3 separate regions of the Homo sapiens genome follow, and regions 1 and 2 are each linked to region 3. A link is an interaction called in ENCODE POLR2A ChIA-PET data of the cell type or tissue named here. Cell type or tissue: GM12878. All regions are shown on one strand. Each heading gives the region's core, and the rest is flanking DNA. Links, peaks and the distances in the headings are about the cores only. Region 1 overlaps C12orf75 (chromosome 12 open reading frame 75). Region 2 has its middle 27 kb from the start of TCP11L2. Region 3 has its middle 48 kb from the start of TMEM263-DT.

The links. ChIA-PET counts read pairs that join two places held together with the same protein. Peaks named below come from ENCODE experiments on the same cell type or tissue, not always from the same donor. Only the 100,000 strongest peaks of a DNase experiment are listed, where the experiment ranks them.
Region 1: POLR2A ChIA-PET joins it to region 3 with 5 read pairs; 1 of 35 experiments calls an interaction of 5 or more read pairs at or near these places.
Region 2: POLR2A ChIA-PET joins it to region 3 with 6 read pairs; 1 of 35 experiments calls an interaction of 5 or more read pairs at or near these places.

The regions. Positions count from the first base shown.
Region 1 is chr12:105,345,259-105,355,344 of GRCh38, forward strand. It overlaps C12orf75 (chromosome 12 open reading frame 75), which reads left to right. Exons shown (of 6, transcript NM_001145199.2): 2 at 3,344-3,368. Among named protein-coding and RNA genes, the nearest start is that of C12orf75, 20 kb to the left of the region's middle. In GM12878, for the core only: no CTCF peak of the experiment used is centred there; a DNase peak (open chromatin) is centred at 7,023; H3K4me3 peaks cover 442 bases; H3K27ac peaks cover 1,697 bases.
Region 2 is chr12:106,270,436-106,280,647 of GRCh38, forward strand. No RefSeq gene overlaps it. Among named protein-coding and RNA genes, the nearest start is that of TCP11L2, 27 kb to the right of the region's middle. In GM12878, for the core only: no CTCF peak of the experiment used is centred there; a DNase peak (open chromatin) is centred at 5,846; H3K4me3 peaks cover 771 bases.
Region 3 is chr12:106,902,006-106,912,217 of GRCh38, forward strand. It overlaps the pseudogene EEF1B2P4 and the pseudogene RPL30P12. Among named protein-coding and RNA genes, the nearest start is that of TMEM263-DT, 48 kb to the right of the region's middle. In GM12878, for the core only: a CTCF peak has its summit at 5,609 (motif pointing right); a DNase peak (open chromatin) is centred at 5,621; H3K27me3 peaks cover 136 bases.

The DNA of each region.
Region 1 (10,086 bases), core at 5,087-10,086, 1.6 Mb before region 3:
TGATTGGATTGCCTCTGCTCAGGAGTTTGAGACCAGCCTCGGCAACATGGTGAAACCCTGTCTCTATTAAAAAATACAAAAATAAGCCAGGCGTGGTGGTGCACGCCTGTAATCCCAGCTACTCAGGAGGCTGAGGCAAGAAAATAGCTTGAACCCAGGAGGCGGAGGTTGCAGTGAGCCAAGATGGCACCACTACACTCCAGCCTGGGTGGCAGCATAAGACTCCAAAAACAAATATAAAAAAAAAAGAAGTCAAAGTATTTTACCCCAAAATATATTTCTTTGACATAAATTTTGAAATGTCAAGCAAAGCTGTCGTTTGTGGGGGGAAATCTGTATTCTGTAGATAAATTCTCTTCCTTTTCCAGGTCTTTTTCCTGATCTTGAATTAGTGTCTGGCCTTTTTTTTTTTTTTTTTTTTGAGACAGAGTCTTGCTCTGTTGCCCAGGCTGGAGTGCAGTGGTGCAATCTCAACTCAATGCAACCTTTGCCTCCTGGGTTCAAGCAATTCTGCCTCAGCCTCCCAAGTAGCTGGGATTATAGGCGCCCACCACCACACCTGGCTAATTTTTGTATTTTTTTTTTAGTAGAGATAGGGTTTCACCATGTTGGCCAGGCTGGTCTCAAACTCCTGACCTCAGGTGATCCACCCACCTCGGCCACCCAAAGTGCTGGAATTACAGGCGTGAGCCACCGTGCCCGGCCTAGCACTTTTTTAAGTCTGATAAGAAACATTTAAAGAAGCTTCATCTGCAAAATAAAACCTTGGGTCTCCAAAATCCCTTATCTTAACTCAAGACAATTCCAGGAATCAATTGATTCCAGATCTTTAAATAAACTCTTTCAACCAATTGCCAATCAGGAAATCTTGGAATCCACCTATCACCTGGAAACAACCCCCCACACCCCCACCACTTTTGAGTTGTCCCGGACCAAACCAGTGTACATCGTACAGGTATTGATTGGCCTCTTATGTCTCCCCATAACGTATGAAACCAAGTTGTAGCCTGAGCACCTTGGACACGTGTTCTCCAGACCTTCTGAGGCTGTATCACAGGCATTCCTTAACCTTGGCAAAATAAACTTCTAAATTGATTGAGACCTATCTCAATACTTTTTGATTTACACAGATTTTCTTCTAGATTCTCATGCTTGACTCTAAAATAAAACGTTCATTTTCACGGGTGTATGGTGGCACTAATTTTTGTTAATTTTTTTCTATCAAAAACACTCTACTGTTGGCAGTTTTTCCTGTGTTAAGATTTTTTTTTAAGTTTAGGATCTTTTGGTTTAATAATCTCTGATTCTAAAGTAGTTTACATAATGTATCATTTTAACAGTAATGGTGGCACAGAAATGTTCTTCCCTGAAGAAAGGAACTAAGATTATTACAAAGTTTAGGTTTAGTCAAAGCCTTAAAAGAATTCGTTTGAGACATAGCCTCAATTATCTTTAGGATCAGCTTTTAATTTGCAGTATTACAGATGCAAAATGAATATCATTGTTTGATTGTTCTTGCAATTTGGCAATAACTTTACCCACAGACTTATTTACTTACTTTGTAGCACATCTTCCTTTATTTTTACACCTCTGTGACTTGTGCAGAAGTTATTTTAATTTCTATTTAATATATATCGAAATTGAAATATTAAGTGTGACGTCTAATAATAACTTAGTTTGCTATTTTTATGTGCCAGCTTTGTGTTAAGTGTTTACATTGTCTTTTTACACATTGTCTTTTTAAATCTTCACAATAACCTTTGAGAAAGATACCTTTTACCCTCATTTGACATAAGGGAGGTGAGGTTTTAAGAGGTTAAAGGATGCTTAATACCATATATCTTGTAGGAGTTGGAACCAAGTCCTGTGCCTCCCAGATAAAGATATTGGGAGGAGGAAATGTGGGCAGAGAATCTGCGAGAAGTAATGGGGATGGAGACCAGAAGAGATGAGCTGTTTTTGTCACATGGGTGGTGTATTAGGGTTCTCCAGAGGGAGAGAACTAATAGGATAGATGAATGTATGAAGGGGAATTTATTAAGGAGGACTGACTCACATGATCATTAGGTGAAGTTTCACAATAGGCCGTCTGCAAGCTGAGGGGCAAGGAAGCCAGTCCGAGTCCCAGAACCTCAAAAGTAGGGAAGTCAACAGTGCAGTCTTCAGTCTATAGCTGAAGGCCCATGAGCCCCTGGCAAACTACTGGTCTAAGTCCAAGAGTCTGAAAGCTGAAGAACATGGAGTCCGATATTCGAGGGCAGGAAGCATCCAGCATGGGAGACAGATGAAGGCCAGAAAGCTCAGCAAGTCTGCTCTTTCCACCTTCTTCTGCCTGCTTTATTCTAGCTGTGCTGATAGCTGATTAGATGGGGCCCACCCAGATTAAGTGTGGGTCTGCCTCTCCCAGTCCACTGACTCAAATGTTAATCTCCTTTGTCAGCACCCTCACAGACACAGCCAGGAATAATACTTTGCATTCTTCAGTTCAATCAAGTAGACGCTCAGTATTAACCATCACAGATGGGAAGCCAATGGGAGCAGAGTTAGAGATGCATGTGACTCTTTTTGGAGCTAGGCTGGTGTGTTTGAGGCTTCCTAATTAATTTAGTCCATTGCTTGCATTAGCGCACAGTTTGACTTAACCTGCCGTGCAGACACCAACTTAAAAGGTGTATGGCTTAAAAAAGAAAATGTTTCTCGAAGTCTACCAGTTTTAAAATTCATAAAATGTGAGGTTGGATTAATGTGATCTGTAAAATCTTTTTCAGAACTGGCACCTTGTAATTTACAGGAACTGTTAAAGATGGGTGGAATAGATTCCAAAGCTAAGATTTGAAACTTAAACTAAATTTGAAATTTAAGATTGGAATTTGAGGCCCGGTGCAGTGGCTCATGCCTGTAATCCTAGCACTTTGGGCAATCAAGGTGGGAGGATTGCTTAAGCCCAGGAGTTGGAGAGCAGCCTGGGCAACATGGTGAAACCCCATCTCAAGAAAAAATACAAAAATTAACCAGGCATGGTGGTATGCACCTGTATTCCGAGCTACTCAGGAGGCTGAGGTGTGAGGATCACTTGAGCCCAGGAGGCAGAGGTTGCAGTGAGCCGAGATTGCATCACTGCACTCCAGCTTGGGCAACGAAGTGAGACTGTATCTGAAACAAAAAAAAAAAAAAAAAAAGATTTGAATTTTATGATTTTTTTGCCCTCCTTTCTCTGTTTTTGAAAATTTTTTTAAACCCATTTTCTCTTCAGGAATATTACTGTATTTTAATTAGGTATTAGACAACATTTTTGTAGCAATACTATCACACCAATACAAACCTATCTTCTTTTTTTCTCTAGGCCCTGCAGGAGCAGCCAAAGATGTGTAAGTATTGAATATTAATGATTTTATAAGCTGTCTTTCTGAGGAAGTTGCTGTTTTTCATGATTATGACCTTTAGATCTCTGTGGGTATGGCTGAAAAGACATGGAAATACTTTGTGTATAATGCACATGTCAAGATGATCGTTGTAACTAAAGTGCTATTCAGAGAGGGTTCTTTGTGCTTTTCATTAGCTTTTCAGTTGCCTGGGCACTTTAACTCAGGATCTTAAGAAGGGGAAATGTTGAATTGTGTTTTCCATCCCAACTGGTATAGAGATTTTTTTTTTCTTTTAGTTAAAAGCAAGTGATTATAGGAGAAATAAGCATGTAGCTCCTATGACTACGCAGTGTTTTAGAGTTAGCTGGGGAGGAAAGGCTGGGGCCAAGCAGTTACCAAGTGTACATTGAATTGTTTTAAAGTTGATAACTAGATATTCGAATGAATATATAGGGCCATTCAACATAGTCACCATTGAGCTATCTTTAGAGCACAGGGCATTTAATAATGGGCATCTCCCTGTGGAGAGATCTGGAGCTCAGGAGCATTCAGGATTTCCATGCCCCTTCTCTCTGCATCCTCCTGCCTCTAATCTAGCTATAGCAAGGACACTACAGCAGTTCACTCTTTAAGAGTATTTCTGGTTACCCAGTGAAGGGTGGGATCAACTCTCCCACCCAAAACTGGGTTGGGTGTCAAGACTGATTCACCACATCTCAGGAGGGTGTGGAAAGATGTATTGCTCACATGAGGCTTTCTGGGGAGAGCAGGGCAGCCATCCAAACGGGTCTAGTTTTTATTTTGGTTGGAGAGTGGGCTGGGGTGAGGCTACTTATGAATGGGCAGAGGTTTGATCTTCCTGCTGGCACAGGGAAGAAGTGCCCCCACTTTCTTATTGGCTTACACAGATGTGGGGCAAAAGGGGAGTGATGGGGCTCAAAAGCCTTCAATGGTCAAATACCAAAAATAGGGCCAGGTATGGTGGCGCATGCCTGTAATCCCAGCACTTTGGGAGGCTGAGGCGGGTGGATCACTTGAGGTCAGGAGTTCAAGACCAACCTGGCCAACATGGTGAAACCCTGTCTCTACTAAAAATACAAAAAATTAGCCAGGCATGGTGGTGGGCCCCTGTAATCCCAGCTACTTGGGAGGCTGAGGCAGGAGGATTGCTTGAACTGGGAAGGTGGAGGTTGCAGTGAGCCGAGATCACACCACTGCACTCCAGCCTGGGTGACAGAGCCAGACTCTGTCTCAAAAAAAAGAAAAAAAAGAGTCAGACTTTCTTATTTCTTATTACAAAGAATTTAGAGAAGATGAGAATGGGATTGTAAAGCTTTCTGGGAATTAAATATTTAAATATGCATTTTAAAATTAGGACTTTAGATACAAAGGAAGCAGTAATTGATGGCTTCTAGCTCCTGTTTGCTGTGTTGGAGTTTATTACGTAAACATTTAGCAACAGTGAATACTGCACCCTGACCGTATTCCTATTATTGCAATATTTTGGTTTCTCCTTCAGTCTCTCCCTTCAATTTCTATATGTGTTGCCAGATTAATTTTCCTCAAGCACTGCCCTGCACTTGCATAGGACCTCTGCTCAAAACCTTTCAATTATTCCCATCGTCCTCTGGACTGAACCCAGGATTTATTAGGAATAGGAAGAGCATTTATGTTTTAGCCTCAAACCGACTGGCTCGCATGGCGTGGGAGGAGATGCTACAGTGGAGAGTGAGCAGAGCCCAGGGCTGGGAGGGCTGTGCAGAGCTTCTTCAGGCCACTGTTCTCAGGGGCTTCTGCGACCTCATGCTTCTTGCTCCTGTCCTTGTGTTTTGCTGTGCCCACTGCCTGGAGTGGCCCTTTCCCTTTCCCTTTCTGTTTATAGAAATGACATCTGTTCTGTAGGGCATGTGTGTTATCCTTTGTGAGAAGTATTTCCTGGCTCTCTGAGCTGCATAGTGTGTCTTTCTCCTCAGAACCTTCACAGCATTTTGGACCTTTCTTGTGGGGCATCGTGTTGGGTTTATATCGTAGTTCTTCATGTTCTTGTCTTTTTTCCCTTGAGGATTGAGAGTGGGGCAATACCTTACCCATTTTATTGTGCTCTAGAGTTATTCATGTCATGCTTTGATCATAGTTTGTGTTGAATAAATAGTTGTTGAATCAGTTCCATCATTGCTTTTCAAGGACAGAGTGATTTCATGACATCTTTCTTTTTCTAATAAAATTTAGTGATGATTTTGTCAACAGAATTAACCGTTCCAGGATGCGAGATGCCATTTAACTACTTAACTATTTCACTATTTAGAATCCTGAATTCTTCAGATTTCCCTTGACTATACCTCATTCTATGTCCTATAACTTTAAAATAAAGTAATTTATTAAATAAATGACCTTTTAAAAACAAATGCAGTGGATTTACCTGGAAAAAGTTAAAGAACATTATAATATTACTTTTCCTTACACAAAAGGTATATTCAGGCACGTTCAATTTTTTAAGTGGAAGCTATAGATTTATAAATCTTGACTGTAATATTAGGTGATGCCATGAATGAATGACGAGCTAAGAAATTAAGATGACACTTAATTTTTTTATTATGCACATTAAAATTTTTTTTTAAAATCTAAACAGACTGATTCCCAAACCAGAAGGATTGGCCAAAATAGTAGAATAAGTACTGAGAGTAAAGAACTTAGAATAGGGCAAACACAATATTATGCAGACCACAGGAAAGTCTTTGTGGGAAAATGGTTGTTATTTTTGGAAGCCAGAAATACTATATATTTAAAAAATCAATTCTCTAGGAAAGGTCTGCAATTTTTACTACTCGTTTTTCTTATTTATTTGCTGTTTTCTATAGGTGAGAAGTCAGTATATAATAATAAATAAAATGATGTATCTGTCCTGAAGTAGTTCACTGTCTACTAGGGACCAAAATACAGTGTGGTAAGTGCTAATTATTCCAGTGTTCAGAATTTAATGCTGGTCTTGGAATTGAAGGATGAACAAGAGTTCATGCAGAAAAGGAGAAAAATGGCAACCCATGGCAGAGGACAAGCATGAAAAAAGGCATGGGAGTGCCAGAGGACAGTAGGTCTGGGACCAGCCAGCCAGGTGGTGTCCCCTGGAGCCTGTGCCTGTGGTACAGTCTGGGCAGAAGTGAAAGATGAGGTTGATGGGCAGGGCTGGCTTGTGAAGGGCCTTGGGTGCAAGGCCAATAATCGTGCTTGTTTTTTTTTATGCATTCAAGGGCTGATAGAGATTTTAAGGTGGAGGAATTAAATGATTATGTTTGAGTTTTAGGGCAGTAACTCCCAAAGCAGTGTGACACATGGGATGAGGGAGGGTGCAGGCACAGAGGAATAATGGAAGTGAGGCTACAAGAGGGTCAGATAGCAGAGGGAAAGGAGAAGAGGTGATACAAACAAGATGCATTAGAAAATGTAATTAATAAGATTTGTTTAATGACTGAACGGGGAAGGAAAGGAAAGGAAACTCTGAGGATAATGCTGCAGTCAAACTTGAGCCAAGGGAAGCGATGGCTGATAGTCCAAAGAGGTCATGGGGGGCTGAAGGAGGAAGAGAAGTCATTGCGTGTGTCATGATGGCCACATTGGTCACCCTGGGGACTGTAGTTTCAGTTGAGCAGGGTGAATGATAACCAAGTCAAAGTGGAAGTGAGCCAGGTGCAAGGAAGTGGAGAGAGTGATGTGGGTCTTTGGTTTTTATGCTGTTTGGCGGTAAGGAATGGAGGGATGTTGGTGGCTTTAAGAGGAGGCAAATTTTCAGAATATACTGTATTAGAAAAAGAATACCAAGGAAATTTGGAAAGTACAGGAAAGTATTTTTTAAGAGAAAAATTCAGTTATTATTCTACCACCAGAGACAATCATTATGAACATTTTACACTTTTCTTCAAGTGTTTTTTGGTTGTTTCTGCCCAGTTGTGAGTATGGTTGATTTTGTGTATTGAAGTTTGTTTTTCCTTTTGTCTTTTTTTAAAAATTATTTTTTGGCATGGAGGAGGCATGGATATTGCTGTAGGCTAAAAGACAGGAACCAGGCGAGTAAGAAAAGCTGATGGTGGTTTGGGGAGGGGGTTTCTCTCTGGTGGTGGAGAGAATAACGATGCATGTAAATCCTATGACAGGCTAGAGAACTCAAAACCTAGCTAGGTTAACCTTCAACACTTGAAAGCATGGTTGACAATGTCTAGAAACTTAATCACCATAAGAAAAAGCCTACATGTGTATCAGAAAACAAGCCTATTTTTCCCTCTCTTTCTGTCTCTTTGAAATTAAATCACAGTGCAGTAACACACTGAACAAAACAAACAAAACAGTGAATTCAAGGTAATGACATTCGGCCGCTTTCACAAACCTGCCAACATCAACCATGTTCTTATTTTAGTGTGGCAGATTCTCAGCTATTTGGCACAAATAGGCTGCGTTGGGATATTTTTGGTAGGAAATGGCAGAAGCCCAGTTTAAACTGGCCTAAACAAACAAACACAAAGGAATTTATTGGCATGTGGAGTGGAAAAGCTCCAGGGACTTGGCTGTAGTCACAGCTGGATCCAGGTGATCAAACAACAGGAAGAAATTCTCTTCTCTGCTTTCGTCTTCATTCTTAGGCAGCTTTCCTCAAGTGGTGACAAACAGGACCAGTTTATATCTTATCAGCTTCCTAATTCCTGTGGAAAAAAGCAGCTTCTTTTTCCTTGTAGTTTGATCAAAAGTCCTAGGGCTGGGCTCTCTTGGCCCGTTGGGGTCATGTTCCTATCTCGGAATCAGTCAGTGGGCCAGGAGAATGTGGGGTGCTCATTGGCCAGGCTGCAGTCATGTGCTCACCACTGGAGCCAATCAGTATCATCAGCCCCACCTTACCATATGGCCAAAGAGCAGAAGAGGGGTGATTCCCCACGGAAAAATTGGGATGCCGTTACCAAAAAAAAGGGGAGAAATTGTAAGTGGGCAAACCGAAACAATTGGAATTTAATTGAAAGCATTTTTTTTTGTAGATCAATTTTCGTGTTCTTAAAGAAGTCTTGATTTAAAGCTTAAGCAATATTTATAAGAATATTATGACTACGTTTCAAATAAGAAACAGTATTAAATAAGTTGACTCAAATATAATGTTTGCTGTTGAAAATAAAAAACCATAGCTACTCAATGTAAACAATGTAATTCAAATACTTCTTTCACTTAAAACATGTAAAGTGAATCTTACTGAGATTCTTTCCTTGGTAAAGCTATTTTATTATTATGGAAGGTAGCAAATACAGGGAAAAATATTTTGGAATGAAATGACATAAAACCCATTGGCAATTTGTTTTTGTTTTTGTGTTTGGAAAAAAGAAATGATAAATCTTTTATGTTGAGTTTCTTGGGATCCTTTATAAATTTACCATGTCTAATGCACCCATGTCAGCTGAGCCCTCTCTGCTCCTCATAGATACAGACCTTAGGGTATCTGATGGGCTCTTTTCTCATCCATGTAGTAGAAGGTAACGCTGTCTTCTGAGGGTGAAGAGGATGGGGTTGAAGTAGCATTGAAAAAGCCTGCATTTTGGAAGCAGAGGGACTTGTGTTTAAAATCCCCTTCACCATTTGCTAGCTGTGTTACATTGTGTCCTTAGTATAATTATCTGTGAAATTGGGATAATATAATAACTGTGCAGGGTGATCATCTTCATCATCATCATTCTTACAGTAGTAGCTAATCTTTACTGAGGACTGTGCACCATACACTGATTTCCAGCATTTTCTGTACGTTATCTCCTTCCATACCCATGATAATCTGATGGACAGAATAATGATGTTTCATTTTACAAGTGAGGAGGTGGGGAGCACAGAGAGCTGAAGTAGCTGCTGGAGGGACAGATTACAAATACAGTATATTTAATATCCTAGGAAAATACTTGGCATTATGCTTGTTGCCCCCGGTGAATGACAGCTAGAATTATTAGTTAGTTTAAAATGTTGTTGAAAAAATTTGGCAGGGCCTCTGACATGAATACTTGATGGCAGAAGACCCAGCATATTGAGGGCCTTGCTGTGGTTAGAAATCATATATTCCCATTGGTAGCCATGATGAGATTTTCCTTAGGTCGGACCCTGTGAAATAGGAGCAGGAAGAGAGAGAGCAGATGGACGGATTCATCCAGGGATGGAGAGGAATAGGTGGTGACCAGCAAGTGCTGCAGAAATACTTGACTGCAAGACATGTGCTAGGGAGAGAGGGAAGGGAAACACGAGGGGCTGATGGATAGGGAGGACGGGGAGGGATGGATGAACTGGAGCTGATGTTGCAATAAGAAAGCAGCCTTCTTGGGAATGATGGGACTATCGAAAGGAGGATTTTTTTTTCCTCCCTAGGGAGTGGGATTTTCTACTCTAAAATGTGGTAAAATAGTTCCAGGAACTATACTCCATGGAGCAGCCATCGGAGTATGTTAGCGGAGCAGCACAGAAGTTGTTGGGATAGAGGAAGTCAGCAAAATATGAGGTGAGAGGTTGGATGGGTGGTTTTCACGAATTTCTTTTTCTTTTTCTTTTTCTTTTTTTTTTTCAGAGTTTTGCTCTCTTGCCCAGGCTGGAGTGCAGTGGCACTATCTCAGCTCACTGCAACCTCTGCCTCCTGGGTTCAAGTGATTCTCCTGCCTCAGCCTCCCAAGTAGCTGGGATTACAAGCGCATGTCACCACGCCCAGCTGATTTTTGTG
Region 2 (10,212 bases), core at 3,380-8,379, 630 kb before region 3:
GAGGAAGTCAGTATTACTATCTAACTTAAGACCCTCTTGATTCAATAAGCCTAGGTCTCCTCGTTCTTTCTTCAAGTGAAAAAAGTGCCATCGGCAGGGCATGGTGGCTCATGCCTGTAATCCCAGCACTTTGGGAGGCTGAGGCGAGTGGATGACCTGAGGTCAGGAGTTCGAGACAAGCCTGGCCAACATGGTGAAACCCCGTCTCTACTAAAACTACAAAAAATTAGCCAGGCGTGGTGGTGGGAGCCTGTAATCCCAGCTACTGGGGAGGCTGAGGCTGGAGAATCACTTGAACCCAGGAGGCTGAGGTTGCAGTGAGCTGAGATCATGCCATTCCACTCCAGCGTGGGCCACAAGAGCAAAATTCCATCACACACACACACACACACACACACACACACACACACACACAAAGCCATCCTCTCTTGATCTATTTCTCTGAGTCCAGTAAAAGCAGAGCAAAAAAGAACCCTCCATTCTCAGGAGGCTTTCAGTTCAGCTGCAAGTTGTCTCAATGTGTTCATCCTCTGCAGCTGAAGCCCCACCATCACCCAGGGGTGCTTTTGTGATCTGTGTATCAAGCAGAAGCGCTCTTCTTCCACTGTTCCAATGTAACTTCTCATTGTTCCCAAACACACCTCCCTCCCCGCTTATTGGGCAAGCTGGTTGGTCTCTTTCTGTCCCTCTGGTACCTCACCAGTTCCCATCTTCTGGGATGAATGAGCTCTTTCCTCCTCTCCACCCAACTGAATGCCACTCTGAAGAAGAGAAAACTGGCTTTAGAGTGAGAAAGACATTATTCTCATTTTAGAGAAAAATAAAGCTGGGTCAGAGTGTCTTCACGATTAGCCTAAAGTCACATGGCTTGTCCCCATCGAGAGTCAAGGTTTGAGACTATGTGTGTCTGATTTTAAACCTTTCTCCCTTTCTTCCAGTCACATTACCTCTTGGTTGGGTGACCTCCAAGGAATGCTGATTAGTACCCAATCCCAAAATAAATATTTGGTGTCAATTTATAATACAAGGAGGCGTGGAAAATTGGTTTAAAATTATTACTGTAGAGAGAGGCCAGTTCCAAAGTAGTTGTCAAACAGAAGTGATATCAATAAATATTTGTCAAATCACTGAATGAATATCAATGATACAAAGTTAAGGAGGGTGGATCTTCTGAGAAGGAATGGTATTTTCCATCTTCAAGAAAGGAGATTCTTTGCTCTGTAAACAGATTTGAATGAGGAATTTTCTTTTATAAAAATGACTATGGCTGTGTTATTTTCATAACAGCTGACCTTGGTTCCCAGGCTAAGCTGCCCAGGGGCAAGGATTATCTCTGCAACTGAGCTGAGGTGGCTTGTAGTGGAGCCAAGTTTTGCCTTTGTCAAGCTATGAAGGCAAGGCCTTTGGGAAATTCAAAGCTTCTCTCCATTTCTCTAAGGAAGAAGAGTTCCTCTCCTAAAAAGTACAACCTCTTTGAAGGTTTTGGAAACCTCTGGGATTAAAGGACAACTTGGATCTCTTTCCATTTATCATCTTGACATGTATTTGCATGTTTTCTCCGGAAATGTCTTACATTAGTTCATCCCAAAGGCAACCATGAGGCAGGCCTGGCATAGGCCAAAGGCTCATTCAAGAGGAAGAAGGCAGAATTCATTTACGCATAAGGTGCTGAGCCAGGTATTTTATACTTGACTTCCCATTGACTCATCACAGCCTATTAAGTAGATATTATTAATTTTGTTCGAGGTGAAAAAAAGAAAGAAAAAAAAAGCAAGACTCTGAGAGAGGACCTGCAAACTGGAAAACATAGCCTGAAATCAGTAAAAATAGTATCAAAACCTCTATCTGCTTGAGTCCAAAGTCCATGCTCTTTCAGCTGTGCCCTCAGAGGCTTCCTGAACCCACAACTAGATTCAGCTTGGCATTGCCATCTCTCTCAATCTGCTCCCTACTTACCAGACCAGCTTTATCTGCCACAATTTCCCACATTAGTTGTGCTCCAGCCTGGGCGACAGAGCGAGACTCTGTCTAAAAATAAATAAATAAAATAAAAATAATAATAATAAAATAAATAACGGATGAGTTGGCCAGCAGTGGTGGCTCACACCTGTAATCCCAGCACTTTGGGAGTCTGAGGCAGGAGGATCACTTGAGCCCAGGAATTCGAGACCAGCCTGAACAACATGGCAAAACCCTATCTCTACAAGCAATACAAAAAAATTAGCTGGGCGTGGTGGGTCACACACCTGTAGTCACAGCTACTAGGGAGGCTGAGGTAGGAGAATCACCTGAGCCTGGGAAGTTGAAGCTGCAGTGAACAGTAATCATGCCACTGTACTCCAGCCTGAGTGTCAGAGTGAGACCCTGCTTCAAAAAGATAAATAAATGAGTTCCAGCTGTACATTAAACCTCCTAATGGTACAGCCCAGGCGTGAGTATGTCTTTAGAGCTCCCTAGTCAACAGGTTTGTCCATCCTTGGTTAAGAATCACTACAATATATGGACCTTTTATTCCAGACAAACTCTGCCTGCATTAATGCCTTGTATGTACAAATTTCCTTGCCATTTCCCTTACCAAATTACCTAAACTGAGCAACTCCAATTGCCCTTCAACAACCTTCATCTCACCTCTCCACTGATCAATGTTCTGCCTATTGTCATCTATTCAAATCAATGAAAAAAGGTACAGTTCAGTAAGTGTTCAATGTTTGGAAAAAATAACCAGTGTAGACGCTCAGCTCACCCCACACACTATGATAAATTATAAATAAATTAAATAATTGCATACAAAGTTTCATGACTAGGAAAATCAGAAATAATGAAAATGAATCATATCTTAAAATTTTGCTGAGGAAATGAAATTTCTAAGCATGGAAGAAAAAGCTTGTGTAAAAGGGGAAAGTAGGCCAGATTCAACCACATAAAAATGTAAAACAACTGTATGGAAGAATAAAAACAGCTTATAGGAAAAATATTCATTGTGAGTATGACAAGCAAGACTTAGTGTATTGTTTTCTAAACAGGCCATACCAATAGAGGGTAAGTACTCTAAAGATGGGAATGCTGTCTGCCTTGTTTACTATTATATTTTCTGCATCTATAAATGCTTGGCCTATAACAACAAATGAGTAAATATTTGTTGAATAAAGAGATTTAAAAATAACTTATCCATAAGGTAAATGAACAAAAGATCCAAACATTCACAAAAGAGGAAATACAATTACTTCACATTTAGGAACATATTGCTAACCTCACTTGTGACGTAAGAAGTGGAAATAGGCCGGACATGATGGCTCCCTCATGCCTGTAATCCCAGCACTTTGGGAGGCTGAGGTGGGCGCATCACTTGAGGCCAGGAATTCAAGACCAGCCTAGCCAACATGGTGAAATCCCATCTCTATGCAAAAAAATACAAAAATTAGCCAGGCATGTTGGCGCGCGCCTGTAGTACCAACTACTCAGGAGTCTAAGGCAGGAGAATCACTTGAACCTGGGATGCAGACATTGCAGTGAGCAGAGATCACGCTACTGCACGCTACCCTGGGCAACAGAGTGAGACTCCATCAAAAAAAGAAAGGAAGGAAGGAAGGAAGGAAGGAAGGAAGGAAGGAAAGGAAAAGGAAAGAAAAGAAAAGGAAAGAGAGAAGTACTTAAAATATCAATAGATTATTATTTTTGCCTGTGAAATTAGCTGAGATCAAACACAATAAAGAAAACTCCTGTAATCCCAGCACTTTGGGAGGCCTGGGTGGGAGAACGGTTTGAGCCCAGGAGTTCAAGGCTATAGTGAGCTATGATCTCACCGCGGCACTCCAGCCTGGGTGACAGAGTGAGACTATCCCAAAAAAAAAAAGAAAAGAAAACTATAAAATATAATGCCAAAACACGGGTGAAACAGCTTCTTCATGCTATCCTTGATTCGGCCACTCTGGAGACTAGCAGAAATGGGAACGAGGTTCTGATGGCATTGAGATGGTCACTGTAATGGGATTAGTGGTTTTTTTTTCCTGGCCAGCAACCCTCCCTCCCCACCTCCTGACAGACCCCATGATCCTCAGGCAGTGCACCTACCCTCTGACCCCAGGGGAGAGTACACAATTAAAGACTGGCCAACCTGGCACTGGGATTTTTCAAACCAGCACCGAAGCCCTCCTTCTTCTCTGGTTGGGAATTGGTGAGGCTGTAACTCTGGCAGCTGCTGGCATGACGTCTCTTGAAACACAGAGAGAGTGGATCTGTAGTTGGGAAAAACTAGGTTGGTTTGCAGAGAGAACCCTATTGGCCTTCGTTTCCCTGGTTCTCTTCCTTCCTGAGGTCACGTTCTGTGTCCCTGCTCTTCCCACATGTTGCAGAAGTGAGTGAATCATTTTGCTCTTTTTTACATTTTTCATTTAGTGTGCTAGAGTGGGATTCTCTGGCTTGCAACAGCCTATTGTTAAATGTTCAGGAATTTTGTAAACTGGTTGTTAAATGGTTGGGAGCTTGAAATCAGCCCTGGCGGAAGTATTTACTCTCAGTCTACCGATGGGAGTTTCCAGCCCATGGAACTCTGCAAACACTAAGCACTACAAATCAGGCCTTTTTTTTTTTCTTTTTTTTTTTTCCTGGCAAGCCAGTTGTTAAACATTTACCAACTTTCCTTGAGGTAACTGGGCTGCAGTTCTGTCACCGACAATCCAGAGTATTTTGGACAATGCAGCCAGAGATCCTGAGAACACCTAAATCCCACCTGAGACTTTCATTATCACTAGCTTCCACAAATGAAGAAACTTCCCCCAGGCAGTCCCGAAGGGAGGTGACACCCAGAAAGAGTCTTATTGTTAGCTGGGCTTTAGGCCCCAAACCCCAAAGCAGAATTCTGGTGTGTGAAACTGTTCTGCACAGCCAAGGCTAGACACGTAAAGGTTCAACTTCTCCCCAACCTGAATCTTGGGTGGGCCATTTTGCAGAGAAAGATGACACGGTGCACATCTATCAGAGCTGTATGCGACGAAGCCACAGAGAAAGAGACCTCAGCAGAAAATGCATTTGCCTCTGAGCTTAGCAAGGATCTACCCGGGCAGGAGTCAGACCCGCTTGCTGCATGGGAGAAAAGAGAGCCAAGGAAAGGCCCAGGCTTCCTTTAAGGGTCCATGTTCTGGGTCAGTTTTCATCTGGGAATGCACTCAACAGATTGGCAGAGAAAGGAGACACTGTATCCGTCTCCAGACTTCTTTCTGCCCAGTGACCCCGCCCACGGTAAAGGTAACCCAACAAGCGCCTGGGCCTCTGGTCAATCATATTCCTCCTCTTCCTCTTCCTTCACTTGGAAACGAGGAAAGAAAGAAGGGGCTCAGAGAAGCAATTGGAGATAAAAGCTCCTTCTCCACGTGCCTTCGGAATTATTTTGGCAACACTAGGAACATTAAAATTGCCCATACTTCTTCATTTCTGGAAATCATTTCTAAAGAAATAATACAAAATAAAGGAAAACATTTATGCACAGACTGGCTTATTACTGAGCTTTTTAGACAAGGAAAAAAAAACTGGAATCCACACAAAGGTCTAACAATAGGAGAATGATTCAGTAAATTACAATATATTAACTCAATGTAATGCATTGCAGTCATGAAAAATGTTTTGTAAAGGTTATAATAGGATGGAAAAATTCTTATGCTATCTAAATAAAAATTAGGATTTAAATTTTGTATTCAGAATGACAGGCAACACAAAAAGGAAAGAAAGGCAAACTAGGCATTGACTGAAAACTGGAAAAACATACTCAAAAATGTTAACTGTGGTTTTCTTCTTTGGGTGGTAGAACTATTGATGGTTTTCAGTTCTGCTTTTCTCCATGTTTTGCAAGTGGTGTTCAATAAACTTACATAAAAATGGATACTATTTTACCGAGCATGTACTATGTGCCAGGTCCTATGCTAGGCACTTTTCATAGATTATTTTGTTTAACTCTCCCAGCAAGCTGGGCACAATGGCACATACCTGTAATCCCAGCTACTTCGGAGGCTGAGGCAGGGGGATCACTTGAGGCCAGGAGTTTGATGCTGTAGCGCGTGATGATCTCACCAGTGAATGGCTACTGCACATCAGCCTGGGCAATAGAGTGAGAAGCCCTCTCTAAAAAAAAAAAAAAAGTTACTCTCATAACAACCCTATGAGTTGGGTACTTTTATTATCTCCAGTTTACAAATGAGGCTCAGTGAGCTTAAGTAACTTGGCTAAAATCACACAGCTGATAGGTAGAGGAGCCAGGATTTAACAGCTGATCTGTCTGACTTCAGAACCAAAGCCTACTATCCACCCATCCCTCCCAACAAGAGAAAAAAAATAGATAAGCAATTTACATATGACTTTACATATAAAGAATTACATCTTAAAGAAAAAATAAACTTAAGCAGTAGATCCATCCTTCAAGGCTAGTTCTTAGGTGAGAACTTCTGCTCCCCTCCCTAAACTTTTGTGCTACTGTTTGTTCCCTTCATTCATTATTACATTGTCCTATGTTGTTGGCTCTCTTTTCTTTTATATAGGATTTAGGCTATCAAATAACCAGAAAGCCTGAGGGTTTCCCAACTGACTGAATGGAACCTCTGTTGGCGAGGGGGATCCCAAAGAAACCTGAAAAACTAGTTGAGGCCATGACAAGAAGGTGGAGTCAGACATGCCTGCTGTACCCTCCTCTCTTTGGAGTTTAGGCCCAACCGACCAGCATTAACATTAAAACAGAGATCATAAGACTGATCTCTTGGTAGGAACAAGATACCCAACAAACTCAACAAACTCTTTGTAGGAACAAGATACCCAGCTCCAACCTGACTCTGGTATAGATAGCATCACATGACAGATAGCAGGCCCTGAAGGAAATTAAAGTATTTTACCCCACAATATATTCCTTGTCATATTTTGGAATGGCCCTGAGAAGCAATCTCCAGTAGGAGAAATTTGCATTCTGCAGAGAATCTCCTTCCCTTACTAGTTCTTTACTTGAGAATCTGACACCTTGTAAGGTCTAATAAGAGACATTTATCATCTGTTATTTCTGAAACCTGTTACTTAGAGGTTTCATCTACATGACAAGAATTTGGCTTCCACCACTCCCCTTATCTTAACGCAAGCATTTCTTTATGCCAACTTCAACTCTTCAGGCATAGTTTAATTCTTTCAACCAATTGCCAATCAGAAAATCTTTAATCTATCTATGATCTGGAAGTCACCCCACTTTCAAGATCTTCAAGATGTCCTGCCTTTCCAGGCTCAACCAATGTATACCTTACATATATTGATTTATGGCTTTGCCTGTAACTTCTGTCTCTCTAAAAATGTATAAAACCAAGCTGTAACCCAATCATCTTTGGCACATATTCTCAGGATCTCCTGAGGCTGTGTCATGGGCCATGGGCCTCATATTTGGATCAGAATAAACCTCTTCAAATATTTTACGATGTCTGGCTCTTTTCATCAACAGTGGGAAGGACATCTTCCCCTCACTGTATTCTTTCTACATTTTTTTACCCACTTTCCTTCCTGCTGTATACTAGATGTCAGCTGCAGTCTCACTACATCATACATAAAATGAGGTAGAAACTTACAAATTCATGTCCTAGGGGGATGTTTAAATGCCTTACCCAAGATTTCCCCCAAATACCCCAGGAGTTTGCTTTCTTAAGTTTATTTTGTTATAGCCTCTTCTGCCTCCAACTCCTAACACTCTACCAAGCTACTTCATTCATGAAAAGTCTCACCTTTCTGTCTCTGACCCAGATGAAAACTCAACCCCTTCTTTGGTTTCTATGGAAAGCCCACACTTACAAAGTAATTCAAATGTGCAGAATTTACTGAAGTTATTGGAGCCCCAAGGAGAGGTTTACTCTGCTGAAATTCAAAGAACTTCAACATGAACTTTGACACATCCTTGTAAAAACGAAATGAAACAAAATAAAACTCTTTGGCCACCAGGCCCTGAAGATGTATTATGGCCGCTTTGCTCTATGTAGTGTCTCACTGGATCCCCACTGACCCTCCCTCCCCATGGTCTGCTATACTTGAACTCCAAATTCTCTCCACTCATGCAAGCCCCAACCTCTAGACTCAGCTCCTAATGCTCCCAGGTGCCCCGTTGAATAAAAAGACTTTTTATTGATGCAGAACATACTCTTCTTACAAGGCAGCTGTTTGTGGATAGCAAACATTTTTTATCCTTTTCTGTTATATTTAAATATATAAACTTTATTGAGCATTTGCTTTGTGCCAGATGCTAGTCATATAGAAAAGTGAAAAACACGCAAGCAACAATCCTTAAGAACTTAAACCTTAAGTTCCTTAGGAACTCGCAGCTTATGGAACAAGCAACCCTCATGCCAGGTCATTGATGCTATAATAGAGACAGGGGCAAATAACCATGGGGCTCGAGGGGATGGGACAGCCTGTAGATTGGGACCCCTTAGAAATTCAAGGGCCTGACATGCAGCTGTCTTGATTCCCTTTCTTTAGCCATGTGTTCAGCTGGTGTTCCTCATGTCTCCCTTTCAAAAGCTTCATTTTGGGTGTAGCTGCTGATGAAGGATTCTTCTCGGCTCCTTTGCTGGACTAGAAGCAAGGGGCACCCCGTCTACTCAGCCCACCACGCTCAGCCCCTTGCAGGAGGAAGCACATGAGTGAGTGAGTGTGGGGTTCAGCCAGCCACTCTGAGCACCAACACAGGAGCAAGCTCTGTGCGGGGCCTGTGCCCAGACCAGGCATGTCACCCCAAGGGAAATGTGGTGGTGCCCAGGCTGGGATGCCTGCAACCCCAAAGCCCCAGAGTGGGTGTTAGTGGGATAATTAGCTCTTTTAATTATGCCATCCACAGCCTGACAGATGGTGGCATGTTAGCAGCTCAGTCGGCCCCTGGCCCCATCTCATGGGGTGGCTGCCCTCCGCCAGTGAGGGCAAAGGGCCACTGTGACCGCCTTTCTGGGTACCTGCACTTGGTGGGTCCTGAGCTCTTGTCTAGCATCCAAGAAAAACGAGGTCACGCTGACAATTGAAGGGTAATGACAGCGGAGAATTTTATTGAGCAACAAAAACAGCTCTCAGCAGAGAGAGAGCTGGAGAGGGGATGAGAAGATCAGCTTATCTTCCCCGAAGTCAAGTCGTCTCTTCCCCAAAGTCAGGTTGTCTCTGTCATTGTGGCTGAATCTGGGGTTTTTATAGGCACAGGATGGGGGTGAGACAGGCCATAGGTAGTACTGGAAAAGGCAACATTTGATTGGTTAAAAGGCATTATTCAGAAAGAACCAATTGGGAAAGAGCAGACAAACAGGAATAGAAGTTCTCACTCTGGGCCATGGGTTTCAGGCTGTTTTTTTGGCTTGAAGGTGAGGTTTCACTGGGGACCCACCCCTGTCCCCCTAGAATTTCTCTGCCTCCTGCCCCTGTTACTGCCATGATTCTTCCACTGCATTATGTAATATACAGCATTTATGAATGACACTATCCCAAATAACACTAACTTGACAATAACTCCAATTTGAAACATGTAAAACAGTAGCTCTGTACTACCTCTGAACCATCCTGCAGGGTACCATGAGCATCTGCAAGATCATTTGGTGGCTTGAGCAACAGAAGATACTGAGGGTTCTACAAAGAAAGCCAATATGTGCTAGATGCTCAAAAAGTCCATTTCAACCTAAGTTTCCTGTACCTGTTTTTGTTTGTTTGTTTGTTTGTTTCCTCAAAACCAAACGCAAACCAGAGCTTTTCTTTCAGAGTCTTTAAAAATAAATGGGGTAAGGGAGAGATCTCTGTTATCACAAAGGATGTTGCCTGCCTTGACAACGGTTTCAACAGTTCCTTTACAAAATACTGTGACTGTGCTGTATTTCACCGACTAGCTTGAATTTTGAGCATGCAGCAATTTGGTTGCCAAGACAATCAAACTGTCTTGTCATAGAAGCTCTAATATTTGTAGAGTACATACTACATGCTAGTTGTTGCGCTGACTGGTTAAATATAATATCAATTTAAACCTCAAAATGAACCTATGCAGTAAATGATATGTCAGATTTCTAAAAGAAGAAAATGGAAGAAGCTCTTGCATTTTCTAGAATTATATATAAATAGAACCATTCAATGTGTACTATTTTTGGCCTTGCTTCTTGATGATTTCAAAAATGAATTTGCCGAAGATTGCACAGCTGATAAGTAAAAGAGCTGGAATTTGAAGCCAGGTTCATT
Region 3 (10,212 bases), core at 3,445-8,444:
CACTTTCCTCCTCATCAGATCCAAGGAGATCAATTTCATCATCATCTTTACTATTTGTAGCTCCACTTCCTGTAGTGTCTTCCACCTTAGCAGGACCATACCTGCCCACAGCTTTCTTCACTCCTGGCAGGCTGGCCTTTTCCTTTTCATAAGACTTGATCTGATTATACCAACATAGGGCATGACACAAGTCAGCAGGCGGTGGGCCGGACACTGCTTCATAGACTGCCACACGTGCTTGTGATGGCACATACCCTCGATGTAGCTCTTGTCCACCAGGTAATCGTTGAGCACCTGGAGGCTAGCCGGGCTTTTCAGATCTCTGAAACCCATGGCGTCATCGGCTGTATCCAAGAGCTGGGAGCAGCAGAAAGAGCGCAAGTTATGGGCACCCTGCGCTGAGAGAGGAAGAAGCTACGTTCTTTTTTTTATTCCTCTAACATTTTATCACCCAAGCTTCCACTCTCCAGCAGAAAAATAAGTAACCTTGTTTCATCTGTAGACCTAGAACCCGTCTTTGACTGACTCTTGCTCCCACTTGCTACAGCAGGACCCTAGTTACAACAATCCCCAAAGTGCTTCTGGAAATCCCCATAAAGTATGTTGCATGGATTCACAAAATTAAGATAGCCATCTGTAAAGCTTAAGCTATATATATCCAGGTCGGTGTTGTTTCAATATTTCTTCCTCCACATCCTCACGCCCGTACCTAATATCCAGCCATACTTTTCTAATCACCATTCCTAGAACATCTGACGCACCTGTTATACCTGCCCAAGCTCCTCTTCACTGATGAATCCCAACGTCTCTGCTTGGTGAACTCCGCTTTCAAAATCCATCTCAAAGTCCCCTCCTCTGTGAAGTTAAGAGTGCCTAGAAAAAATAAATCAGTGATTTTTTTCCTTCCATTGTGTCTTATTAATGAACATGTTTTATAAAGTGCCTGCCAGGAGCCAGAGTATGAGGATTAAAATGAATTAATAACGTAGAGCTTAGCTCAATGCCCAGCACCCTAAAACCACTGCATAGGAGTTAGTTATGATGCCGATGATGACGGTGATGATGCTGCCAGTGCGTCTCAGAGAGAGAAAGGACGAACGCACAACCCGGGATCCAAGGGGCCTGGAAGCTGCTGAGAAAGGCCCTCAGGAAATCCCAATACCGTGCAAATTGAGCTTTGTAATAAGGCACAGGGCACTTTTGGATCACACGGACGGGATTCTTATCCAGCCTAGGTTCTGCAAGAGATCAAAAAAGTTCCTCCAAGGAGTGGGCATAGAAGGGAGCAGTATAAATAAAAATAAATGCACATTCCAAGAAGCTGCTAAAGCTCTAACCTTTCCGGACTACGCTTTGGAAGTGCCAGTTTACACCAGGCTCGACAGTCGAGCCACTTGGATCCGAGAGCCCATGGTCCAGCTGGACCACCCAGCCTGCTCAGGACACCCGCCTCGCGAGTGGAGCGCTAGGATTCAGGTCCAGATCTGACTGGGAAGCTTCCGCAGGGAATTCCGCCCCGGACCCCTGGAGACCCACATCGTCCGGTGTGTTTTCCTTTCACAACACTTCCCACAGCCTGTAATTACATGATTATATATTTGGGGGCATGTGTTTACTGTCTGTCTCCCTGACTGGGCTGTCAGCGTTTTGCTCACCACTGGATTCTCAGGGCTCCGCACTCAGGAAAGGTTCAGCGAGGTTTGTGTTCAGGGAACTGGGGAGGGCGGGGCCGTAGCGAGGAGCAGCTGGGCCCGGCGTGGGGGTGGGCGGGGCCCAGGGAGTAGGCGGGGTCTGAGTGAGTGGCTGCTGGGCAAGGAGTCTCGGCAGGTAGCACTCTGCGGAGAGCAACCCTGAGAGTCTAAGACCCTCGGGGGTGAACAGCCCCTGTCGGATGGGTAGCCTGCTCCAGCCAGACCATCCTCCACCATGTCCACATTGAGCTTTCAGAAAATGTACATTCTAACCATTGTAGTGGCCCTTTCCCGCCTTCAGAATAAAATCCAAATCTTAAATGCAAGATTATAAGCATCTTTATTCAGTTACATTTCAAACGCTTATTATTCTGAAGGGGTTTTTTTAAAATTAAGCATTAAAAGTTACTTTAATAAAGCAACTCATGGATATGTGATAAAATTGTACAAAACTAAATACACTCACAAGTGTATGTAAAACTGTGACATCTGCATAAATTTGGCGGGTTGTATCAATGTTAATTTCCTGATGGTGATAATGTAATATAACCTTGCACGGTGTTTCATTTGCTTTATTTCTTACAACTGCATATGACTCTAAAATTACCTCCAAGTAGTTTTTTATAAATATACATATATAACAGAAAATAGTTGCCAATAAGCTATTTTTTAATACTTTCTATGTATACCTCGTGTTCCCTGAAAGGCACTTGAAGGGAAAAACCAGGTCTGATTAATTTTCATAACAGCAATAGAAGTTAATAGCTTCATACAGAGTACAAATGAATTTCTAAGAATTCTCAGGCCACAGTTCAGTGCCTAACTCAATGATTAAGCTTGTGAGACCTTTTAAGGCCCTGGGAGAGACCCTGGCAAAAGGTTCACATGATCATATATTTTTGCACAGTTTGAAAAATTAAGACATTTTAGTGGCCATCTATTAAGATCACTGTTTCTTTTCATTCTAACTTTCCTTTATCAAATTTCTCTTCCATCAGGTGACAGTGTCCTGGCTCAGGGCATTTTGGGGTCTTGCTAAGGGGAGATTGAGTTGGAAATGCTCCATTTTAATCACACTTTGGAAAGATGCTTTGGGGACTTTTCAGTAAAACAGGTGAGAAATTTGCAGTCTCCTGATGTGGATATATATGAAGGGCATCTTTTATTTTTTGCGTCTTTAAATATATTTTTGAAATCCTCTAGAAAAATTCATATAGTAAAAAAATGGTACATGAAACAAAAAGAAATAAAGATGAGCAATAAAGCCAAAGAAAATTATTCTGACACTGAGGAGCATAACAAAATCAATTTCAGGTAATACTAAAACATAATTAATTGAGAATAAGAGACACATTTTAAATAACAACAATAGTCAGGCTTTTGGATTGCTTGATAATCTAATGATAAGAGTGAATTACAGGGACCCACTAGGAATAGATTTAAACTTGCTCAATGATTTGCTAAGGAATACTAACAACTATGAAGATAATATCAAACACCTGACCCACATTATGGAGAAGACACTGAGGACTTACTGGTTATGGGTGTTATCAATTTAATGAGTCACTGTGCATTAAGCATTCACTGTGCGAGAAAACTTCAACTGCCCTGAAAACTTATAGTTCATTCACGATAGGAATTTGATACTTCCTCAAATTTGACAACAATCTTAAAAAAACTTATATCCCTTACATGTGACATTTGTTACGGAGCTGAAACAAAGAATTCCAAACTCTCCATATAAAAACAAATTATGTTTTTATTTTTATTTATTATTATTATTTGAGACAGAGTCTCTGTTGCTCAGGCTGGAGTGCAGTGGTGTCATCTTGGCTCACTGCAGCCTCTGCCTCCCAGGTTCAAGCGATTCTCCTGCCTCAGCCTCCCAAGTAGCTGAGATTACAGGCATACACCACCTCACCCAGCTAATTTTTGTATTTTTAGTAGAGACGGGGTTTCGCCATGTTGGCAAGGCTCGTCTCGAACTCCTGACCTCAGGTGATCCACCTGCCTTGGCCTCCCAAAGTGCTGGGATTACAGGCATGAGCCACTGCACCCGGCCTCCATATAAAAACAAATTATGATCAACCACACTAGGAGAGAGAGGCTGATTATCTTTCTATTTTCTCTATGGAAAATGTAACAAAATCCTTGTTTATACAAAGATGTGTCTTGGTCCATTCGGGTTACTATAACAGAATACCTTAGGCTGGGTATTTTATAAACAATAGAAATGTATTGCACACAGTTTTGGAGGCTGGGAAGTTCAAGATTAAGGTGCCAACCAACTCAGTGTCTGGTGAGGGCTTGCTCTCTGAGTCAAAGATGGCACCCTCTTGCTGGGTTCTTACGTGGCGGCAGGGACAAATGAGCTCCCTCGAGCCACTTTTATAAGGGCATGAGTCCCATTCCTGTGGGTGGGGTATCGTGATTGAATCACTTCCCAAAAACCCCATCTCTTAATACTATTACATTAGAAATTAGGTTCCAACATAGAAATGTTGCGAGGACACCAACATTTAGACTATAGCAAGGTGATTAAAGATTATGCAGCCAAATATAGTAGGAAAATGATCATAATAGAATATTTCAAATTATTAATAAAAAATATTAGGTGTTTTTCTGAATCTTGTGATGTTCGTGGTACTGGACAACTTCATAAAATTTGTATGTAAGCATTCACTTTCACGTCTAACTTGGCATTCATAGTTTTGTATTCTTTTCTTAGAGAACCAAGAACTACAGAAGCATCAGGCCTCCCAAACCTGGATCTGCCTCCATCTCTGTAATCCAAGGCTATACCTGCCTCTGCTTACCTTGTCAGCCCCAGCTTCCACCACCACCCACCATCCCCAACCACACAGACACCCAGGAATTCCAAGCACCAGCACTTCACATATGTTACCTCATTTAATCTTCACACAATAGCTAGATTCTATTTTTATTCCTACACTGACGGATTAATGGCAGAGCAGGGGTTCGAACTTAGGTAGCCAGGTTCCAGCGTCCATGCTATTAATGAGAACATTTGACTTCCTCCCATGTTGGTCACATCATCTTTAAAATTTATGAAAAACTACTAACAGTGCTAGAGTTAGAGGCATTATCATTTCATTCTCATAACAACCTCAGGAGATAGACTGAGACTCTTCACTTCCATGCAAGAAATGCTAAGGATGAATCAGTCAGGATAGGCTAGGACATGCTGCAGAAACAACCTCCACAATCTCTGCGCAACAATGAGGTTATTTCTCAACTCCTGTTCTATTTGTTCTATTTCCTTCCAGTCATGTGGCAGAAACACACCAGCGATCCTGCTGTCACAACCCAGCCTGATTGGGGCTGCTCAGATTAGAGATAAGCATGAGATGCTATGGGGAAAAAGGGACAGATGGCACCTAACCTAGCTTTGGAAGGTGAGAAAAGAGTGACAAGGATGCTTTCCTAGAGGAGCTGATACTTGAATGAGCTTTAGAATAGAGCAAAAACTAGCAAGGTGGGTGACGGGAGGAAGACTTATTTTTTTTTTTTTTTTTTTTTGAGATGGAGTTTAGTTCTTATTGCCCAGGCTGGAGTACAATGGCATGATCTTGGCTCACTGCAATCTCCGCTTCCTGGTTCAAGCAATTCTCCAGCCTCAGCCTCCTGAGTAGCTGGGATTACAGGCATGCACCACCACACCCAGCTAATTTTTTTGTATTTTTAGTACAGATGGGGTTTCACCATGTTGGTTAGGCTGGTCTCAAACTCCTGACCTCAGGTGATCCACTTGCCTCGGCCTCCCAAAGTGCTGGGATTACAGGAGTAAGCCACCATGCCCAGCCAGGAGGGAGGGTTCCCTAAGAAAAAATTACTGCCCCTAATTTACAGAAGAGAAAACTGAGGCTTCTCCAAGATCACATATCTCACCAGCAGAGGGCCAGAGATAGACTCAGTGAATTGTTTGCTCTCCCTACAATGTTGTACGTCTGTCTTGCATGCAAATGTTTCAACATGCCTCTTCTCCTACCTGAATCAGAACCCAGCCCTCCAGCCCCAGTGAGGGGGCACAAAGAGGAAAAGGAGCTGCCGCGGAAGGAAGGCATACGCCAATGAGTTCCTGGAGGTGGGGGTCTGGGGGACGAGCACGTGGGAACCAGCCTGAGCATTTGTGAGCTCTGGAACAGTCACCCTGGGCTTCCAGACCTTCATTTGAATCTTTAACGAGCTGGAATGACCTGAGAAAGAGGACTAGGAATCTACTGGGAAAACCCCAGCTCAGAGGGCCTCTGGGGAAGGAAACCTCCTCAAATCCCAGGCTTTCTGGACTCTTCTTCTAGTGCTCCTCCTTTTCCTAGGTGCGGCAGACACTGTGTTGAGTACCTGCCCAGCCTACACCTGCCTCCCTGAGAGCTGTCCCCTCACACCCACTCTCAGAACCTTCTTGGTAATGTCTGTGCCCATCCACCCCAGCCTCAGCTGAGGTGGCCCAGACAGGGAAGTAGCACAGACAGAGTGGGACAGGGAGCAAAGACTGTGTGGCTCTGAAGCGAGTAATTGCAGCGCTGAACTTTCCAGGACACCCAGCGGTAGTACCATTCTTTTTTTTTTTTTTTTTTTTTTTGTCTCCCTTAAGGCAGTTGAATGGGTTCTAGTGATGGTTCTGTTAAATTAAGTTTAGCCTAAAACTGCCTCCTTACATATTTTAAGTTCGGCCTAAAGGTTTCTCTTACCTAGTGAACTGTAACCTAACTGGATGTGTGAACAGACTGTAACCTCCTCTTGTGCCAGTCATTGAGTTTCTGCCAATCACAGGTGGCCAACTGTTCAAATCATGTTTAAATCAGGCGAATGCATGTCGTAACCACGTGGGCTGTTTCTGCACCTCCATTCCACCTTCTGTAGGTCATTTTCCTTTTTCTGTCCATAAATCTTCTTATACCACATGACTAGCTGGACCCTCTCATTGAGGGGCTGCCCAATTCACAAATCCTTCTTTGCTCAGTTAAACTATGTCAATTTTTAAATTTGTCCTCTTTCTTCCTCTTTCTTTCCCTTTCTTTCTTTCCCCTTCTTTCCCCCCTTTCCTTCCTTCCTTCCGTCCTTCCCCCCTCTCTCTCTGTCTCTGTCTCTCTCTCTCTCTTTCTTTCACCCAGGCTATAGTGCAGTGGCATGATCACAGCTCACTGCAACCTTCCACCTCAGTCTCCCAAGTAGCTGAGATTACAGGCACGTGTCACCACGCCTGACTATTTTTTGTATTTTTTTGTAGGGACAGGGTTTCACTACGTTGTCCAGGCCGGTCTCAAAATCCTGGGCTCCAGTAATCCTCCTGCCTCAGACTCCCAAAGTGCTGGGATTACAGGGATCATCCTGATGCTGCCTGTCAGATTGTGTGCACGTGTGCCTTTTCCTGGGGCATGTTTCCTAGGAATCCTCTTAAGATCCTAGAGTGATCTATGGCCCAGAAAAGGTTAAGAACTATTAAAAGAACAAAACTGGCCGGGAACCATGGCTCAAGCCTGTAATCCCAACACTGGGAGGCTGAGGTGGGAGGCTTGTTTGAGCCTGGGAGGTCAAAGCTGCAGTGAGCCGTGATTCTGTCACTGCACTACACGGGTGCATGCAGGTTCTTATTCCTGTCCCCTCTCCCTCCCTCATCTGTTTTCCAGAGGTCTCCAGTTTTGGTCATTGAGGTATCCAGACCCAATCTCAGGTGGAACAGAAACCAGAGTCTTTGGTGGCAGCTCTTGGGCCAGACCCTAATGCTCCTGATGGGTGCTGTAGTATGCACGGGCAGCAGAGAGCTGTGGAGTTTGACTTCCTGCCTGGAATCAGGTCCTTTCTAAGGCCTGAGAGTGAAAAGGGAGCTGCTTGGAGAGCCCAGGCTGACCCATTCATGGAGGGAGCCAGGGAAGTGGGGCAGAATTGGCATGCCGTCTCATTCGTTTTGAAAGAATATTGTCTATCTGTCTCCCAAGAGGTGGGCTCAGTGCAGACTCTGGAAACTGAGCCAGGATTTTAGGACATCTGGATTCCTCTCTCTGCATGGCAATAAATAAGCCCTATTCTTGGGGACACTTTGGGCATCACAAAATGATAAATAAGAAAGTCATCAGAGCCGGGCGCGGTGGCTCACGCCTGTAATCCCAGCACTTTGGGAGGCCGAGGTGGGCGGATCACGAGGTCAGGAGATCGAGACCATCCTGGCTAACACGGTGAAACCCTGTCTCTACTAAAAATACAAACAATTAGCTGGGCGTGGTGGCGGGTGCCTGTAGTCCCAGCTACTCGGGAGGCTGAGGCAGGAGAATCGCTTGAACCCAGAAGGCAGAGGTTGCAGTGAGCTGAGATTACGCCACTGCACTCCAGTCTCGGTGACAGAGCGAGACTTCATCTAAAAAATAAAAAAAAGAAAAAGCCATCAGAAGATAATAATTTTTTTATTTTTTAGAGACAGAGTCTCACTGTCACCCATGCTGGAGTACTGTGGCATGATCATAGCTCACTGCAGCCTTGAACTCCTAGGCTCAAGCAATCCTCCTGCCTCAGCCTCCCGAAGTAGCTAGGACTACAGATATGCATCACCATACCTGATTAATTTTTTTTGTGTGTGGAGACTGGGGTCTCACTAGGTTGCCCAGGCTGGTCTCAAACCCCTGGTCTCAAGCAATCCTCCCACCTTGGCCTCCCAAAGTGCTAAGATTACAGATGTGAGTCACAGTGCCCAACTGAGAAAATGATTTTTAAATGCAGGTCACATTTGTGGTTTGTGTTACTTCCTGATTTTGCTAATTAGAGCAATACACAAACCCACCACTTCCCTTTTTTCCTCCTATAGCTCTATCTATGAAAATTCTATGGTGGGCATTTTCTTCTTAGTTTTCCCCAAAGCCTAGCCAGTGTCTCTGGGACTTCAAGCAGGGGAAGAAAACCATTCTTATGAAGACAAGATTGTACAGATTTCTATTCCGGTCAAGTGTTAATACCCAAAGAGTAGTTTAACGCTTCCTTCCTCACTCCCCAGAAATCTTGTCAGCTGATCCTGGTTAGAGGCCATCCCAGACCTAAGGGCAGGAATATGGTGGCCATAAAGAGGATGGAGAAAGTTGCTAGACTGAATCAACTGTAGACTCCAGCTCCTTATGAAAAGTGGAAAGTACATGCTGGGTTACAAGCTGACCCTGAAGATGATCAGACAAGGCAAAACGAAATTGATCATCCTCGCTAACAACTACCCAGCTTTGAGGAAATCCAAAATAGAGTACTAGGCCCTATTGGCCAAAACTGGTGTCCGATATTATTGCCACTACAATGGCAAGAATATTGAATTAGGCACAGCATGCAGAAAATACTAGAGTCTGTACATTGTCTATCATTGATCTCGGTGATTCTGAGTTCATTAGAAGCATGGCAGAGAAGACTGGTGAAAAGTAAACCATACAAAATTTTGTTTAATAAAACTTGCCCAGAACTTGTTTTTTGGTTTTTTTTTTTTTAAAGAGTTCATGTCACCATTGCAAGAGACAGTTGGAATCTTCCCGTTTCCTCTGTTCTCAGTGTCACACACTGAGAACTCCTGGGTGATGATAACCTCAGAGGGGTTCTCTATCAGATGCCACCTCCATCTCAGGAAGTGATGGGGGGGAAGTTACACTGGACACTTACTGAGTACCAGGCTCTATGCTGCTTTGACACATCCAATGCAGGATTTATGATCCTCATTTTTCAATCAGGGAAACTAAGTCTCAGAGCAATAAAGCTTTCCCAGGATAACTTAGCTAGGGGTCTCAGAGTCTGCCTGCAAACCTAAGTCTGATCTGGCTCCAGAAGCTGTGTGCTATCCACTCTGTAGCTCTGTTTCAGAAACGTCACTTTCCTTATTGTCGGTTAAGATTCCATACTGCCAGACCAGGGAATCCCATTCTCTCCCAGTAGGAAATTTCACAAACCTCCTAGTCAACAGCGAATTGGAGAGTCGCCCCATAAAAGCCTGGGCATCCATCTACTAAATGCAGGCTGGGGGAGGGGCTCAGGCAGTTGCTGGTTCTGGTTCCTTCTTGAGTTTGACTTCATTTCCTGTCCTTGGAGGCCATGGGACACCCCCATGTTCTTCCCATACGTTGACCTTTTCTGATTCAATAGGGAGAATAGGTTTTTGCTTCTTTTTTCCTTTCTTTTTCTTCGAGACAGTGCCTCACTCTGTTGCCAGGCTGGAGTGCAATGGTGTGATCACGGCTCACTGCAGCCTTGTACTCCTGGGCTCAAGTGATCGTCCTGCTCAGCCTCCCAAGTAGCTGGGACTACAGGTGCACACCACCATACCTGGTGAAGTTTTAAATTTTTTGTAGAGACGGGGTCTCGCTATGTTGCCCAGGCTGGTCTTGAACTCCTGGCCTCAAGTGATCCTCCTGCCTCAGCCTCCCAAAGCACTGGGATTACAGGAGCAAGCCACCATGCCTGGCTGGTTTTTGCTTCTTAAAATCACATGAACCCTGATTAACACAGAAATAAATCAATCCAGTTCTTTTTGTTTTGTTTT